Linked DNA regions of Homo sapiens: region 2 is linked to region 1. Evidence: read pairs that join two places in POLR2A ChIA-PET (ENCODE). Cell type or tissue: CD4-positive, alpha-beta T cell. All regions are shown on one strand. Each heading gives the region's core, and the rest is flanking DNA. Links, peaks and the distances in the headings are about the cores only.

Region 1 (8,073 bases), core at 2,034-4,533:
ACAACGGGAGAACAGCGAGCAGAGATAGATCAGACATATCTCAGCAGATCAGATGTTGGATGCAGGGAGTGACGTTTCAGCCAGGCTCTGGGAGGTGGGTCGGATTCGCACAGGTGAACTGGAAAAAAGAGGACACTAAGGCACAGGCAAGGTATAGAGGTGGGAAAGTGCAATGAATGTTCAGAGAACAGAGATGCCTGCCTTGACCAATACATAGGAGGCCAACAGGATAACAGAGGGACCTAAGCTGGGGAAGTGGTTTCAGGCCAGATGGTGTGATCGCTCGTAGTAGGATTTCTTTCTTTCTTTCTTTCTTTCTTTTTTTTCAAATGAAACAAAGCCTTGATCTACCACCCAGGCTGGAGTGCAATGCCACAATCATAATTCACTGCAGCCTCAACCTCCTGAGATCAAGCGATCCTCCTCTAAGTAGTTGGGACTATAGGCACAGGCCACCATGCCCAGCTAATTTTGTGTGCATGACTATTTTTTGTAGAGACAGGCTCTCACTTTGTTGCACAAGCTGGTCTCGAACTCCTGACCTCAAGCGATCCTCTTACCTTGGCCTCCAAAAGGGCTGAGATTATAGGCTTAAACTACCACACCCAGTTATAGTGAGGAGAATTGACTTCATTCCACTGGTAATGGTGAACCATTGAAGGTTTCTGAGCAGAGGAGTGACATGACTTCATTTCCACAAGTCTGGGCACACTGCTGTTTGTAATACATGATTAGCTTTATTCTTTTTGTTAACCTTACTCTATGGCTTACACCCCATCCTGGTCTCAAAGCAGAAGTGTGAACCTGAGCCCTGTGGCCACACATACTTTCCAGGCTTCACAAAGCAGGAAGCAGTGGCCTTAGCTAGGTAAACTCTGAGCTCATTTAACAGCTTTGCACCTTCTCCACAGAAAAGGAAGTGAGGCTTTCCAGAACGATTTGAGAATAAGAGGCAGGGCACAAGGATGGTACTTAACAAACTTCTGTCACCTAAGCATGGCAAGAATAAGCTGCAGAGAAAATGGGAGTGCAGAAGAAAATGGTGGAGAGATGCAAATGATCTAACTAGCATCATCCAAACTGAACCCTCTCCCAGTATGACTTCTGTAATAACCCACCTCCACCTCCAGCTAGTGGGAAGGGAGATTCCACAGTCTGACTCACTAGATCAGTTGATGGGGTTTCTAAGCACTCTACACATGGAAGGATCGCTGTGCAAAGAGGCTCCTAGGATCCTGCTTAACCATCCAGTGAGGAAGGAGAATGGTGCCCACCCGCTCCTGGGCCACCCCAGCCCGCGAAGGGATGCGAGGCCACTGCTGTCCAGGTGGACACAGCAATGCTGGTTAGCGAGGGCTCCCCCAGAACCTCCACACCAGCCGAAGTGGGTGCTTGGGTGGAGAGCACAGAAGGGGGTGAAGTCACAGCTGGGTTTCCGAGGAGAAATGCTCCTGGGGTGCTGGCGTGCACCTCCGGGCCTGGCCCACTGGGGCCTCCGGCACCATTGCTGATGGTCCACAGGCACGGGTAGGGGCTGCAGAGACAGAGAAAGAGGGGAAGGGAATGTTCACTGGCACTCCAAGGAAGGAGTGCCACCTGACAAGCATGTACACAGTGCTGAGAAGGGCATGGTTACAGGAGGGCTTCTGGCCATGGCTTTATTTCTAGCTATGACGCAGATTGGTCCTGTTTCTGCAGAAAAGCTAAGAGAAGCAGCAAAGTATGGTGGAATAATGATAAGATTAAGTATTCTGGTACTGGCCCGGCCACCAGCGAATTATTTGGTTTTAGACACAGAATTTCATTTATCTGGGCTCCCTTGCAGCCTATGTAAAATTGGCAGGGCAGTAGAAAAAAAGGTATTAAAACTGTATGATTTCTGCATATGATCTCTCCCTGGCCAATGTGGCATAATAACCAGGAAACATCACTGTCAGAAGACTTAAGTTTAAATCCCAGCTCTACCACTTAATTAGCTCTGTGGCCTTGGCTAGATTATTTAATATCTCTGAGTGTCAATTTCTCATCTTCAAGATGTGGATTCATAATTTTACCTACCTTACAGAGATTGCTACAAGGATTAAATAAGAGGAGTATATGGTCCTTAGCATGTAGTACTCAGTAAATGGTGGTTGTTAACATTAATTCTTCCATTCCTGGTCTCCGCCTGTGAGCTCTGGTGCCTGGCTGAAAGGCTGGGAGCTACAACATTTTCTTTGCCTTCTCTAGTTCTGTAGCACAGGTTCACACACTTGATTGCACATTCGGCACATTGGAATCACTAGGGGGGGTTTTTAAAGTAATATTGGTGCCTGGATCCCACTCTCACCCCACTCCCCTGCCCCAGAGATTCTGATTGAACTGATCTGGCATGCAGCCTGAGTACGAGGATTTTTTTAAGTTTCCCAGGTGACTGTAATGTACAGCCAAGCTTGCACCTTAATATAGATGCAGTTGGAACAGGTGCAATGAACCCAATGTTTTCGGCCTGTAGTCATCACTATGTTTCTTACATTTTAGAGTTTCTGCATTGCCCAACACTGTATTGCTTGATAATATGCTTATTATCCAATGGCAATATTGAATACATTTGTTTTGTTTTGTTTCTAACAAAATATTTATGGAGTCAGGAATGAGTTAAACACACCAACAGGGAAGCCAGAGTTGGCAATGCCATCCTTCACCTGGTGCCATTTTTCAATGCTACAGGCCTCTTTGGACCATATGAAACCTTCAGCAGCCCATCCTCTGAGCTCTCTCTGAGCTAGCTCAGCTTATGGGGATTCTGGCCCCAATCTTCAGAAGATGCTCTTCTACATTATCTCTTACAGACCCTTTCTGATGCCTCCTGGGCCAGTGGGAGAACCATGGGCTCTGAGAGGTACTGCTTACTGCAGAACCTTCAGGAAGTTTTTAAGGCCTCTGAGCTTCAGTTTCTTCATCAGCAAAATAGGAATTTTAATACCTGCCTTATAGTTGTCTTTGAGTACTACAGATGACTTATATATGGATGACTTATATATATGTAAGTATCTAGTATACAACTTGGCACATGATTGTTTAATATCTTCAGGGAACCTCATCTTCACTCTCTTTCTCACTTCCTACCACAGCCCAAATCAATGTTTTTCCCTCAGATCCTCTAGATCAGTGTCAAATGCAAATGATCCTCTAGATCAGCGTCAAAATGCAAACCATAAATGCCAACTACATGTGTAAGTTTAAATTTTCTAGTAGCCACATTTAGAAAAAAATTAATTTATTAATATTTTATTTAACAAAAATATTCAAAATATTATTTCAACATGCATTTGATGTAAATATATATATTTATATGTATATATTTACATCATAATATTTACATAATAACATCTATATTTACATATACTGTTATATTTTTATATATTTATATATTTTTAATATATATTTTATAGATATTAAAATATATATTTTTATACAAATTATATATATTAAAATATATATTATCTATTTTATATATAAGTCTATATTATATTTAAAAATATAAAAATATATGTAATATAGTGGTATATATATTTTATATTTTTTTATATATATATATAAAAAACTGGGATTTTTATTCTTTGTTTCACACTAAATCTTCAAAATCCTATGTGAGTATTACACTCAACTTGGACTAGCTGCATTTCAAGTGTTTGACAACTACAGGTGGCTGGTGGCTGCTGCACTGGACAGCACAGCTCTACACCCTTGTGGGCCACAGCAATATCAGCAACACCCAGGAACTTGGTAGAAATGCAGAATCTCAGGCCCCCACCCAAACCTACCAATCAGATTCTGCATTTTAACAACAACCCCAGGTGATTCTAAGCCACTACATTCTCCTAACCTTTCCTAACTTTTTCTGGACTTACAAATCACAAGTCATCTGATGTCTTCCCAAATCCCATCCTTTTTTTTTTTTTGGAGGCAGAGTTTCGCTCTTGTTGCCCAGGCTGGAGTGCAGTGCCTCAGCTCACTGCAACCTCCGCCTCCTGAGTTCAAGTGATACTCCTGCCTCAGCTTCCCAAGTAGCTGGGATTACAGGCATGCACCACCACGCCTGGCTAATTTTTGTATTTTTAGTAGAGATGGGGTTTCACCATGTTGGCCAGGCTGGTTTCAAACTCCTGACTTGAGGGGATCTACCTGCCTCGGCCTCCCAAAGTGCTGAGATTACAAGTGTTAGCCACCGCACCCCGCCAAGCCTCATCTTTTAATTTTGAATCCACTTTGGACCTTCTCAAAATTCTGCATAACCATATTGAACATAATAGCTGACATTTACACAGAATGTTACTGCTTACAAAGCACGTTAATGCATTTTCTCATTTCTGCATTTGATGCTCACAGTAACTCTGCAAAGTAGGTCATATTATTTCCATGATACCGATAAGAAAGCTGAAGCTCAGTAAGGCTAAGAAAATTGCCCAAAGCCACAAAATCACTACTAAGAGGTAGAACTGGGACTCAAACCCCTGCCTGTCAGACTCAAAGGGGCCTTCTCTTCCCACTTCACCACTCAGATTTCTAGAAGTCAGAACTTAATGCAGGTTGCTAGTGTGAGGATTAAACCATGGGGTCCCCCATGCTACACTTAACTCTGTTACCAGGGTCGTGAGGCCAGGCATCCACAATATGTCCCCCTTTTAGGATGGGTGACTCATGGGAAAATGGACAATCATGGGTCTTGACTTCTCAGTGTATATTTATACTTTTCCTCTTCAATTCCTCTACAGTCAGTATCTATTTGCTACCACCATAGTTTAAAGTATTTCTGACTGGTTTAAGACAAATGATCCCAGGCCATAATGTCTTTATCCTTTTATTTATTTATTTGTTTATTTTTTGAGACGGAGTTTCACTCTTGTTGCCCAAGCTGGAGTGCAATGGCGCAATCTCAGCTCACTGCAACCTCTGCCTCCTGGGTTCAAGCGATTCTCCTGCCTCAGCCTCCTGAGTAGCTAGGATTACAGGCATGCGCCACCATGCCCAGCTAATTTTTGTATTTTTAGTAGACATGGGGTTACACTATGTTGGCCAGGCTGGTCTGGAACTGCTGACCTCAGGTGATCCACCTGCCTTGGCCTCCCAAAGTGCTGGGATTACAGGTGTGAGCCACTGCACCCGGCCTATCCTTCTAAATAAAAGAAACAGTATATGACTGAGCTGTTTCTCCCCTTATGAAAGAACTCCACCCTGTTGCCACCTTGACTTCTTAGTGTTTTAGAAGTCAAGACAATAGGTTAGACCAAGCCACCCTAGGAAAAAGAATGAACTTGAGTCCCCAGTGCTAAAGTAAACCCCCAAGACGACCAATGAGCGAGTTGATGGTGTTGGTCTTACCTGGGCCCTGGATTGATTGGTCCGTTGGTGTGGGGTACAGACAGGATGCTGGCATGGGGTGTGGAGGATAAGGAAGTCCAGCTGTCAGGTCCCGAGAAAACTTGCAGATTATTGCTTGAGCTTTCTATCAAATTCACTTGGGGAAATAACAACAGTTGAATTGATAGCAAATGTAGAAGACATAAAGATGGTGACCAGTGACATTATCCTAGGGCAAAATATAACCATGGCTTGCACTACAGGCACCAACAGTTTGTTAGTTCTTTCTCAGGGAAATAGAAAATAAAAAGAAACGTGGGTTTCCTCAATGTCAACCATATGCCAGGTGTCATTCATAGTTTAATCTTCACACCAGTGACTCCTTAACTCCATCTTATAGATACGCCTCAGGGTGGTAGAATGATTTGCCCTGGGTAACACCGATCTGTCTAACTCATTTCACCACAGTCACTCTCTTTTAAGAAGGGACCATACCAGCCTCCCCTCAAGCTAAGCCTAAGGGCCACCAGTGCCCCAGATGAGATTTCTGAGGTCCAGGAACTTATTCTTCTCGGCCATCCCTGAGTAGGTTTAAATATCTCAAGCACAGTGCCTTTTGGCCCGGCATGGTGCCCACACCTGTAATCCTGGCACTTTGGGAGTCCAAGGCAGGGGAATCCCTTGAGCCCAGGAATTTGAGACCTCTCTGGGCAACACAGAGAGACACCATCTCTACAATTAAAAAAAAAAAAAATTAAGAAAAAAACATACCTTTTTACAAAAAGAAGAACATAATATGATCTCACTTATATGTGGACTCTAAGAAAGTTGAATACATAGAAGCTGAGAGTACAACAGTGGTTACCAGGGGTGGGAAGCTGGGGAAATGAGATATTGGTCAAAGGATATAAAGTTGCACTTGTGTAGGATGAATAAGTCTAGAGATCTAACTTACAATCTGAAGACTATAGTTAATAATATTGTACTGTGTACTGGAAATTTGCTAAGAGAATAGATTTCAGGTGCTCTCATCATGAAAAAAAGTAACTATGTGAGGAGATGGACATGTTAATTTGCTTGACAGCAGTAATCACTTCACTATGCATATGTATATCAAAACGTCATGTTGTACACCTTGAATATATACAGTTTTTATGGGGGTGGGGGAAGAATGTCTTCCATTTCTTTGAATCTCTATTTGCATAAATAGTATACAAATAAGAGAGAGGAAGAAGGCAGAGGGAGGGAGGAAGGAAGGGAAAAGGGGGAGAAGGGAGAGAGAGAAGGAAGATTCCAACGTCTATCTCTGGTGCTATGGTTTGAATGTGTCCCCCAAGGTTCATGTGTTGGGAACTTAATTCCCAATGCAAGAGTGTTGAGAGGTGGGGCCTTTAAGAGGTGACTAGGCCATGGGGGCTCTACCCTCAGGAATAGGCTAATGTCAGTATTGCAGGAATGGGTTTCTGATAAAAGGATGGGTTTAGCCTCCTGCCCTCTCCCCCTCTTTCCCCCACCATCCATGTGATGCCTTTCGCAATGTTATGATACAGCCAAAAAACCCTTACCATATGCTGGCACCTTAATCTTAAACTCCCCAGCCTCCAGGACTATGAGAAAATAAAGGTCTATTGCTTATAAATTACCCAATCTCAAGTATTTTGTTATAGCGCCACAAAGGGGACTAAGACACCTGGCCATGTCTCTTCTTTTTACGATCTGGCACTTCCAAGCTCTCCAGCCCTAACTCTTACATCTTCCATCTGTCCCCACTCCCCCTACACTCTGCTCCAAAGCTGTTCCCAGACAACCTAGGGTCTTTCCCCTTTCTGTATCTTTGCTCAGCCCACTCTCTCTACCTGGAATGCCCTGCACCTCTGCCTTTGGCACATGTCATCCTCCACCTTTTACCCCTGCCCACTCCCACTCTGTCCTTTTCTATTCATCTTTCAAGGCTCCATTTAAATGTTAACCCCTCTGGGCAGCCTTTGCTCCTCCACCAGGCATATCTAGCTGCTCTTTTTCCTTCATTCACATGGCACCCTGACTTATGTGTTTTATAGACTGTTTCTCAAATTCTAGAGCGCTTATGAATCCCCTGGTGATCTTGTTAAAATGCAGACCCTGACTCAGGAGTAGAGCCTGAAAGTCTACATTTCTAACAAGTTCCCAGGTGATGTTTCTGCATTACATTAGGATTCATTATTTACGTATTTGTGTAACCCCGAGCTCCTCCAGGGAAGAAGCTATATCTTTTTTTTTTTTTTTTTTTTTTGAGATGGCGTCTTGCTCTTGTTGCCCAGGCTAGAGTGCAGTGGCACAATCTTGGCTCACTGCAGCCTCTGCCTCCCGGATTCAAGCAATTCTCCTGCCTCAGCCTCCCAAGTAGCTGGGATTACAGGCGCCAACGACCACGCCTGGCTAGTTTTTGTATTTTTAGTAGAGACGGGGTTTCGCCATGTTGGCCAGGCTACTCTCGAACTCCTGATCTTGTGATCCGCCCGCCTCAGCCTCCCAAAGTGCTGGGATTACAGGCGTGAACCACCGCTCCCGGCCCTGAAACTATGTCTTAATCACTTTCCTATCCCACTGCCTAGAAGAACACGGTACACAGTAGGTGCTCAGAAGATGTGATTTGATGCTGACCGCAGGAAAGAATGAGGAAGTAGAGTGAGCCACTGCTCAGTTTCTGCTATTGGTAAGCTACATAATCTCCCCACCTGGCAGCAACTG
Region 2 (8,073 bases), core at 2,203-4,702, 130 kb before region 1:
TTGCCAACACAGTGCTCCCTGCGTGACAGGTATATATTTAATCCTCACAACAATAACAACCCATGAGGTAGGTGCAATTAGTGTCCTCCTTTAACAGGAGACTGAGGCTGAGAGAGGCTTGCCTTCCTAACATCCATCATACAGCCAGCAAATGGCAGAGCCAGAAAATGAATGCAGGCAGCCTGACTCCTGCATTCACATTCTGGCTCTGCTCTTTGCTGGCTGTATGATGCCTGCAGAGCTCAGGCTTTGCAGCAATCCAGGTCAGGATAATGGTGACCAAGGATTGTGGTAAGCAGAATAAAGCCTCGCCTACCAAAGATGTCCACTCCCTAATTCCCAGCACCTGTGACTACATTAGGCTGCATGGCAAAAGGGGATTAAGGTTGCAGATGGAAACTTTTAACTCACCTTAAAATATGGAGACTGTTCTGGACCATCTGGGTGGCCTAAAGTAATCAAAGGGTCCTTAAGAGTGGAAAAGGGAGGCAGAAAAAAAGGATCAGAGAAAGAAATGTGATCATGAAAGCCAGGCAGAGAGCTGTAACATTGCTGGATGTGGAGATAGGGGAAGGGGCCACAAGTCAAGGACTGCAGATGGCCTTTGAAAACTGGAAAAGGCAAAGAAGCAGATTCTCTCTCCTAAGCCTCCAGAAAGAAATGCAGCCCTACCAAGTCCTTCATTTTAGCCCAATGAGATCCATATCAGACTTCTAGCCTACACAACTATAAGATAATACATTTGTATTGTTTTCAGCCACTAAGTGTGTGGTAAATTGTTACGGCAGCCATAGGACGTCGATAATAATGATGGTGAAGAAACCACCAATTCAAAGCACATTTTGGAGGTTAAATTCACCTCCTAAAGGATTTAGAGATCCAGTAGATAACTAGTGCCTTGCCAGTTGGAACGTGGTTCCAGGATGATATGAAAGGAGATGAAGTGAACTCAAAAGACTCCATTTTCTTCTCTGAATCTAAAGTCACTTAACCGATATACTATGTTTTGATTCCTCCAAACCATAGCCTCATCCATTTGTTCCATACTTTTCTGCTTTTTTTTATTTGACTTCCCTCATTCAGCCTTTCTATTTGTATCAACAGCTTCACCAGAAATTCTCTGCATTTTTTCTCTCCATTTTCTCAACCCATAATTACCAGATTCAGACCTTTAGTGGACTGAAAAAGTATCAAATGATCTTTGTCTCCTTCTACCTCCTTCTGGTACATTTTCCAGTTTTCTCTTCATATGTTCTCTCAAGAAATAACTCCAATACACTCTTTGATGAGATTTTGCCTTATAAGACACAGACATCCCCCCAGGGAGCTTCCACTACTGGGGAGCCCAGGCCATCAACACTAACAATAAAGTGTGACATGGTGGAAATACCCAACCTAGTGTAAGGAGAGGAGGCCTTCAGGGAAAGCCATAAGCTTCTGCATGGGTGTCTTTAGAAAGCAATTTCCCATCATACTTCTCTTAGCTTTTGATTTTGCAAGCAGGGAAATGTCTGCCTAAAAGCTAAGAACTGGGCTCAGGCAGGCTTGACAGAAAAAGTGCTTGCACTTGCACAATATCAGAATCACAGCCACCTAAGGTGACCCAAGCCCTACCTTTTACTTGTCACATCAAAGGAGAAAACATAAAGAGAGGAGATATCCTGATTTTCTGATATTTAAATTTGCTTTACAGAGGAAATAAAATAGTTCATTTAATGGGAATAAACATTCAACTTAAAGTCACAAATATATTCTGGGGGAAAAAAGTTACCATCTGTTCCCTCTACTTGAATATAAGTTTGTTTTCTATATACAGAATGACTGCATCTATCCAAAAAGTATATGTTGAGCTGAGTGCAGCAACAAAGACATCAGTGACATAGTCCCTGACTTCTAGGACTTAAAATCTGCTTGAAAAAAAACAAAACATACAACCTTGAAGCACTATAATAATAATAGTCACAATACTTTTTTTAGCTCTTTTTACATATGATTTTATCTACCGTTAAATTATAAAAGCAGCGCAGAAAAAGTCTGCTGAATTTCAGAGAAAGGAGCTAGAAGGGGTTCATAGTTCTGGAAGGCTGGAGGGAGGATGCAGTATCTCAGTTGGCCCTGGAAGATGGCCTGGAGAAGCACCAGAAAATCTGAAACATACAAAACCAGAGAAGTAGAATATTCATGAGAAGGCTAAGGGAACCGTAAATAGATCAGTTTGGCCAAAACGAAGGTTACAAGGGGAGATGTTGCCAGATCATGGAAGACTTCCACTCTTTTCAAAAGGGGTATTTGCTGGGAGCATCAGAAACCACACACGACCATGGTGCAGTTTTCTTACATGTCCATTTTCTCTGAAGCTTTGGAAAGGAAAGTTCGGTCTGTAAACTTGTTTTACATATTATTTTCATAGAAATGCAAACATTGGTACATTTTTAAGTAAAAAATAGAAATTTGCATGAATGTTTAAGATAAAAACATTTCAAAGAATGTTGTCCCTTGCAGCAGGACCTCAAACCCTGAACGTTCACCTTCCCAGACTCTTTCTGCTCTGTCATCCCCAACCCCAGACAACTGATAAGCTCAGTCTGGTGCAACTCCTCTCATTTCCCAGTTTGACTCCTCTCCCGCCGGCTGACACTGTGCCAGCTCAGGTTCTTATCAGCTATCACTCAGGTTATTGCAGTTGAATCCTACCTGGACCTGCTGCCTCCCCATCATTCCTTTCCCCTCTCCTTCTACACTATGCCCAGGGTTGTCTTTCTTTCTTCTTTTTTTTTTTTTTGTTTTTTTGTTTGTTTGTTTGTTTGTTTGGAGATGGAGTCTCGCTCTGTCGCCCAGGCTGGAGTGCAGTGGTGCGATCTCGGCTCACTGCAACCTCTGCCTACCGATGTGAGCCATGTGAGCCACCACGCCTGGCCTCCTTCTGGTATTTTCTTTTTTTTGAGACGGAGTCTCACTCTGTCACCCCAGCTGGAGTGCAATGGCACTATCTAGGCTCATTGCAACCTCCACCTCCTGGGTTCAAGTGATTCTCCTGCCTCAGCCTCCTAAGTAGCTGGGACTACAGGCGCATGCCACCACGCCTAGCTAATTTTTCTATTTTTAGTAGAGACGGGGTTTCACCATGTTGGCCAGGATGGTCTAGTTCTCTTGACCTCCTGATCCGCCTGCCTCAGCCTCTCAAAGTGCTGGGATTACAGGCGTGAGCCACCCCACCAGGGTCATCTTTCTAGAAGGAAAATGGAATCATACTACCCACAGCTGTAGCCCTTTTAGTCTCATCTCCACCTTTCACCTGTGCCCCAGCTACACCAACTCCCAACCAACCCACCAACAGCCACCCCAGGAAGTTCACTGGCTGGGCTTTTTTGTACCACATCCGTCCTGCACACACTGTCCTCATCCACCTGACAAACACCTCATATGTTGAGAAAACATTTCCTGCAAACATTGCTCCAACAATTTGCCTCCTTATACCACACTATCCTTGGAGAAACCAAAACCTCAATAAGTTCTCTTGAAGGGACTTTCTTTTCTTCTATTCCTGGGATAACTTATTATCCTCCATGTTTTTCAGCTCTATTTCCCAGTTTTCTTGAGAATCATCAGAAATCTGCCAATATTTTATTATCTGAGAAATACTTCTGAGGCAACAGAAACAGGACACTGTCTTTTAGATCTTTTATCTTCCACATAGCCAATCCCAAAGCACAAATCATTTAAAATGGCTCAATAAACATATATAACTGGCTTACTATGATGTGTTGGGAACTTTCTTAGGTGCCGAGGATAAAGAGATGAGTGAGACACAACCCTGCATTGAAGAAATTAACAATTTTCTTTTTCGTTCTTTCTTTTTTTTTTTTTTTTTTTTTTTTTTTTTTGAGACAGACTCTCACTCTGTCGCCCAGGCTGGAATGCAGTGGTGCGATCTCAGCTCAGTGCAACCTCCGCCTCCTGGGTTCAAGCAATTCTCCTGCCTCAGCCTCCCATGTAGCTGGGATTACAGACATGCACCACCACACTTGGCTAATTTCTGTATTTTCAGTAGAGATGGGGTTTCACCATGTTGGCCAGGCTGGCTGGAGCTCCTGACCTCAAGCAATCTGCCCACCTCAGTCTCCCAAAATGCTAGGATCACAGGCATGTGCCACCACCCCCAGCTGAGAAATTAACAATTTTCTAAGTATCTCTATTTCCAGCCCATGCCCAGAGCCATTTCTTAGCTACCACGGAATATGGGTCTCACTCAGTCACTGGTTGCACCAGGAAATAGGCCTAGGAGAGCCCCAAAGAGAAAGCTGCTCAGTGAGTCTAACCACACAGAAAGAATCCTACATCACCACCACGCAAAGGCGGTGGTTTTACTTTGAAATAACAGGTTATTGGGCCCTGGCTTCTCCCCTTTATTCTTCTGTGTTAATCCACTTCGCTCGGTCTCTTTCAGTACAGAACAGGTACAGCCAGGTACTCCCAGTTCAAAAACAACTTTATTTTCTCTGAATAGAGACCTTTCAATAGAAGAAACATAACTTGATCATTGTAATTTAAGCCTCAGCATTCTCTTTAGCTTGGGACTAGTCAACATGGTTATCAGTCTTCTCTGGTTATCCCTGCCTCAACTCAAATTTTTTTGCTTGATCTATTCTTCATTGCCCATAACCACCCACCCCCACCTTCTTAATAATTCCATTCCCATAAAACAGTGCCAGAGCAACTTCTTTCAGGTATGAGCTGATAAGTTTCCTTCTGCTTGGCTGTCACGGAAATTGCTTTCTCCATGGTTTCCGGGACCCTGATTTGGTCTGGGTCTCAGATGCTGCCCTTGAAGTCTTCCTGAACTCATCTGTTACTTTTCTGGCATTCCGCCAAAGGATATTGTCCAGGAAGGTATCTTTACCTGATCTTATTCATTTCTTCATCTTCCTCACAATGTTTAAGCTTCTAAAACCCCCATCAGAACTCAGCCAGCCAGCTAAAGTCTATAGAGTCCCTGAAAGGGATCAAAAAAAATTAATAACTATGGGCAAAGCAGAAGTAGGATCAGGTCAATAGTATCAGTCACTACCTTAGCTAAATACTAGAGAAAGAGAGACAAGGAGATACTGTAACCTAAATCCATGAGCCCAAATGAGTGCCCGAGAAGTGTATGAGACACTGGGCTTTGGGTCAGAGAGTTGGCACATTTGTGTCCCGGGAAAAATCAGCTCTACCAGCCAAAAGACAAAGGCATTTCATCAGTTTCATGAGAGATTTTTCTCTGACAGCTGCCCAGGATTATCTCTCATCCTTGAAACCAGAGGGCTTAGGTAGCTCTGGTCAGCTCTGCCACAGATGTATAGTCAGTATCTCCACAGGAACATTTAAGAGCTTTTGAGTCTTTGTCAGTATCATCTGTTAAAAGGCTCATGGTCTCCTTGCTAACACAAATATTGACCCACTAAAGACTGAATGGGATGGTCATGGGCCCTCTTCAACTCCTTATGAACCTCATTCTCCTCTTATTTTGCTAATAGTTCCTAAGTTGATTAATTGATCAGGTAAATCCAACCAGACTGAATTCTCAAAGGGCAAAAATATGTGTAATTATCTTTCTGTGTTTTCCCCAACAATTAGGACCATTCTGGGCACGCAGTGGCCTGAGACTCACAGCAGGTCACCTGATGCTATCCCTTTGATGGTACCCACAGCTGCCACTCCCTGACCTTACGAGTGCTCATTCTGACCCTCCACCTTCTCAAAAACTCGCTCTGCAGGCTCAATATTTGCTTAAACATAAGCAAATCTACACACTTCAGCTGACCCAGGGTTGCAGATTGATAGGGATTTATTCTGGACTCATCATAAATGCTTGTATTATAAATATGATTTAGCACTTAACCATGAATCCCCCTGTATTGTTCTCCAGTTGTGTGCACTTCTCGAACAACATAATTGCATGGTGGTAAAGAGCTCTGACTTTGAACTGACATGGTTCAAATCCTAACTTCTCAACTTACAGTAGAATAAATTAAAATACCTATAATTTTTATGGTGTTACTGTGAGATTACATAAACTAGCGCACGTCAAATGCTGTGTCTGGCACAGAATAAGGCTCTCTAAGTGCCAGTCTTATCATAATCCCCAAGTGGGGCAAGGAACATCTTCTACTCCTCATTTACCCCTTATAATCTAAGCACACAATAAACGCTAGGCACACGATGGGTGTTTAATACATGCTGACCAACTGACTGAATAACTTCCCCAATATGACTGCATTCTTCCAAGGCTGATAAAAACATTTCTGCCCAAGAATTCTATGAAAATTTTTATAGCTGCTTTTTAGGCTCACACTTTGACTTATCATCCCATTGACCTCCTCTCCATCACATACTCCTTTAAAGTAAGAAAGAATTCCCCGTGCTGTTCCAGTGGCTAAAGGTCTCATGGCTGCAGCAGTGAGTCAGCAGCTCACCCTGCAGCTGGCAGCTCAGACCCAACCGTGGCCCACTGTGCTCAGTGTGTCCTGCAGCAGCCACGGGTATTCCCAAGGACACTGCAGCATCCCACCTGGGGCACTGCAGTTATCTCAGGTCCATGCCTCACTGCAGCTTGAAGCCTGATGCTGATGAGTGTGCAGAAGAGCTGCTTCACTTCAGCTGCCTTTAAGCCCCTGGCCACTTCTGGTCCCCAAAGCCTACAGTTAAGGAAACAGAGCACATTCCCGCAAACAGAATCCTCAATAGGGCGGCCTGGCAGCCATCTGCATACTGGGCAAAGCACATGCAAAGCTGCATCCATTGGTCTGAAAAGCATCCTTTTTATTACTGACTGTGTCTAGCCAAACCTTGGGCAAGGGGGTAGGAAGATTGGGAAGGAGAGCCCTCTGAGCCCTTAGGGCCTAAATGTGCTTGTTCAGGCTAAAGGGAAAACAGACTCTATCTATTCTCTTTTGATGAGACAGTGAGCTCCTTGACAGCAAAGACTGCGTGGGGTTCCAGAGGCATCCCCAGTGCCTAGCCTGCACACAGGAGGTTCTCAGTTCATGTTGACAGCTGGTGATGGCTGATGAATGGCCAAGCCCATCAAGTAGGAGTGCAATACTGCAGTTTCCTCCCATGTCCCTGGAACACCACCTCCTGCCCCCACCATGATTCCTCCCTCCTCACCTCTACCACATGCTTCCAGTGCCCCAGGAGCAAAGGAAGAGCTCCCTCTCTCTCCCCATTGGAACCTGATTTGTTGAAGTTGCCCCCCACCTCAGAAGCCAGAAGAGAGGCTTCGATGGAAGGCACACAGCCGTTCTAGCAACTGAATGGAGATCATAGGTACATATGTATATATTGATTGTGATACTTCTGAGGGATCTATCTCAGTTCCCAGAAGAAGAAAATGGCATGGCTTTTTCACTGGGCATGGTCACTATGAGCTTCAATGATTGAAATGGAAATTAAAGTGAAAGGCTTTCCTCAGTCCCCAATAATGTATGTTTCTGTCTTGCCTTATACAAATTTCCCCCCAAAAGCTATTCTATTTGATAGCCTGCCTCTCTTCTCTCTCTCTTCACTCTCTCTCTCTCTCTCTCACACACACACACACACACACACACACACACATATACATGCTATGTAATGTGGTGCTGGAAGAGATATTAATCAATAACTACTGAATCAATAGTAGTAATTTTCTCACTTTGATTTTCAGTAGTAATCAATAACTACTGAAAATCAAAGTGAGACTGAGGACCAGAGGTAAGTGACCTGACTAAGTCTCACAGCCAGTAAGTGGCCTTACTAGACTCCTGAATTCCAATCCAGTGATCTTTTCACTTCATTATGAAATTGTTTGGTTTTGTTTTCTTGTTTGTTCGTTTGTTTTTGTTTTGTTTTGTTTTTGCTTTTCTTTAATGTCTTCAAAGGAGAGCTAATGTCAGGTTTTTCCTCACTGAGAAGTTGCAACATCTCCCAGGTAAAAGCCAGGTCCTCCAGGTAAGACATTCTCCCAGATCCTGCTTTTTTTTTTTTCCTTTTTTTTTTTTTTCTTCATTCTCCTGGGATGCTGTCTCACCTAAAATGGCAGGGAGGACCCTGGAC

Evidence for each region. Peaks named below come from ENCODE experiments on the same cell type or tissue, not always from the same donor. Only the 100,000 strongest peaks of a DNase experiment are listed, where the experiment ranks them.
Region 2: POLR2A ChIA-PET joins it to region 1 with 8 read pairs; 2 of 35 experiments call an interaction of 5 or more read pairs at or near these places.

What each region holds. Positions count from the first base shown.
Region 1 is chr1:168,306,169-168,314,241 of GRCh38, reverse strand. It overlaps TBX19 (T-box transcription factor 19), which reads right to left. Exons shown (of 8, transcript NM_005149.3): 7 at 5,365-5,500; 8 at 1-1,534. The coding sequence ends at 1,240. Among named protein-coding and RNA genes, the nearest start is that of TBX19, 29 kb to the right of the region's middle. In CD4-positive, alpha-beta T cell, for the core only: no CTCF peak of the experiment used is centred there; no DNase peak of the experiment used is centred there.
Region 2 is chr1:168,440,341-168,448,413 of GRCh38, reverse strand. The region is part of intron 4 of LOC125312414 (a long non-coding RNA gene); the gene reads left to right. Among named protein-coding and RNA genes, the nearest start is that of MIR557, 69 kb to the right of the region's middle. In CD4-positive, alpha-beta T cell, for the core only: no CTCF peak of the experiment used is centred there; DNase peaks (open chromatin) are centred at 3,353 and 4,323; H3K27ac peaks cover 488 bases.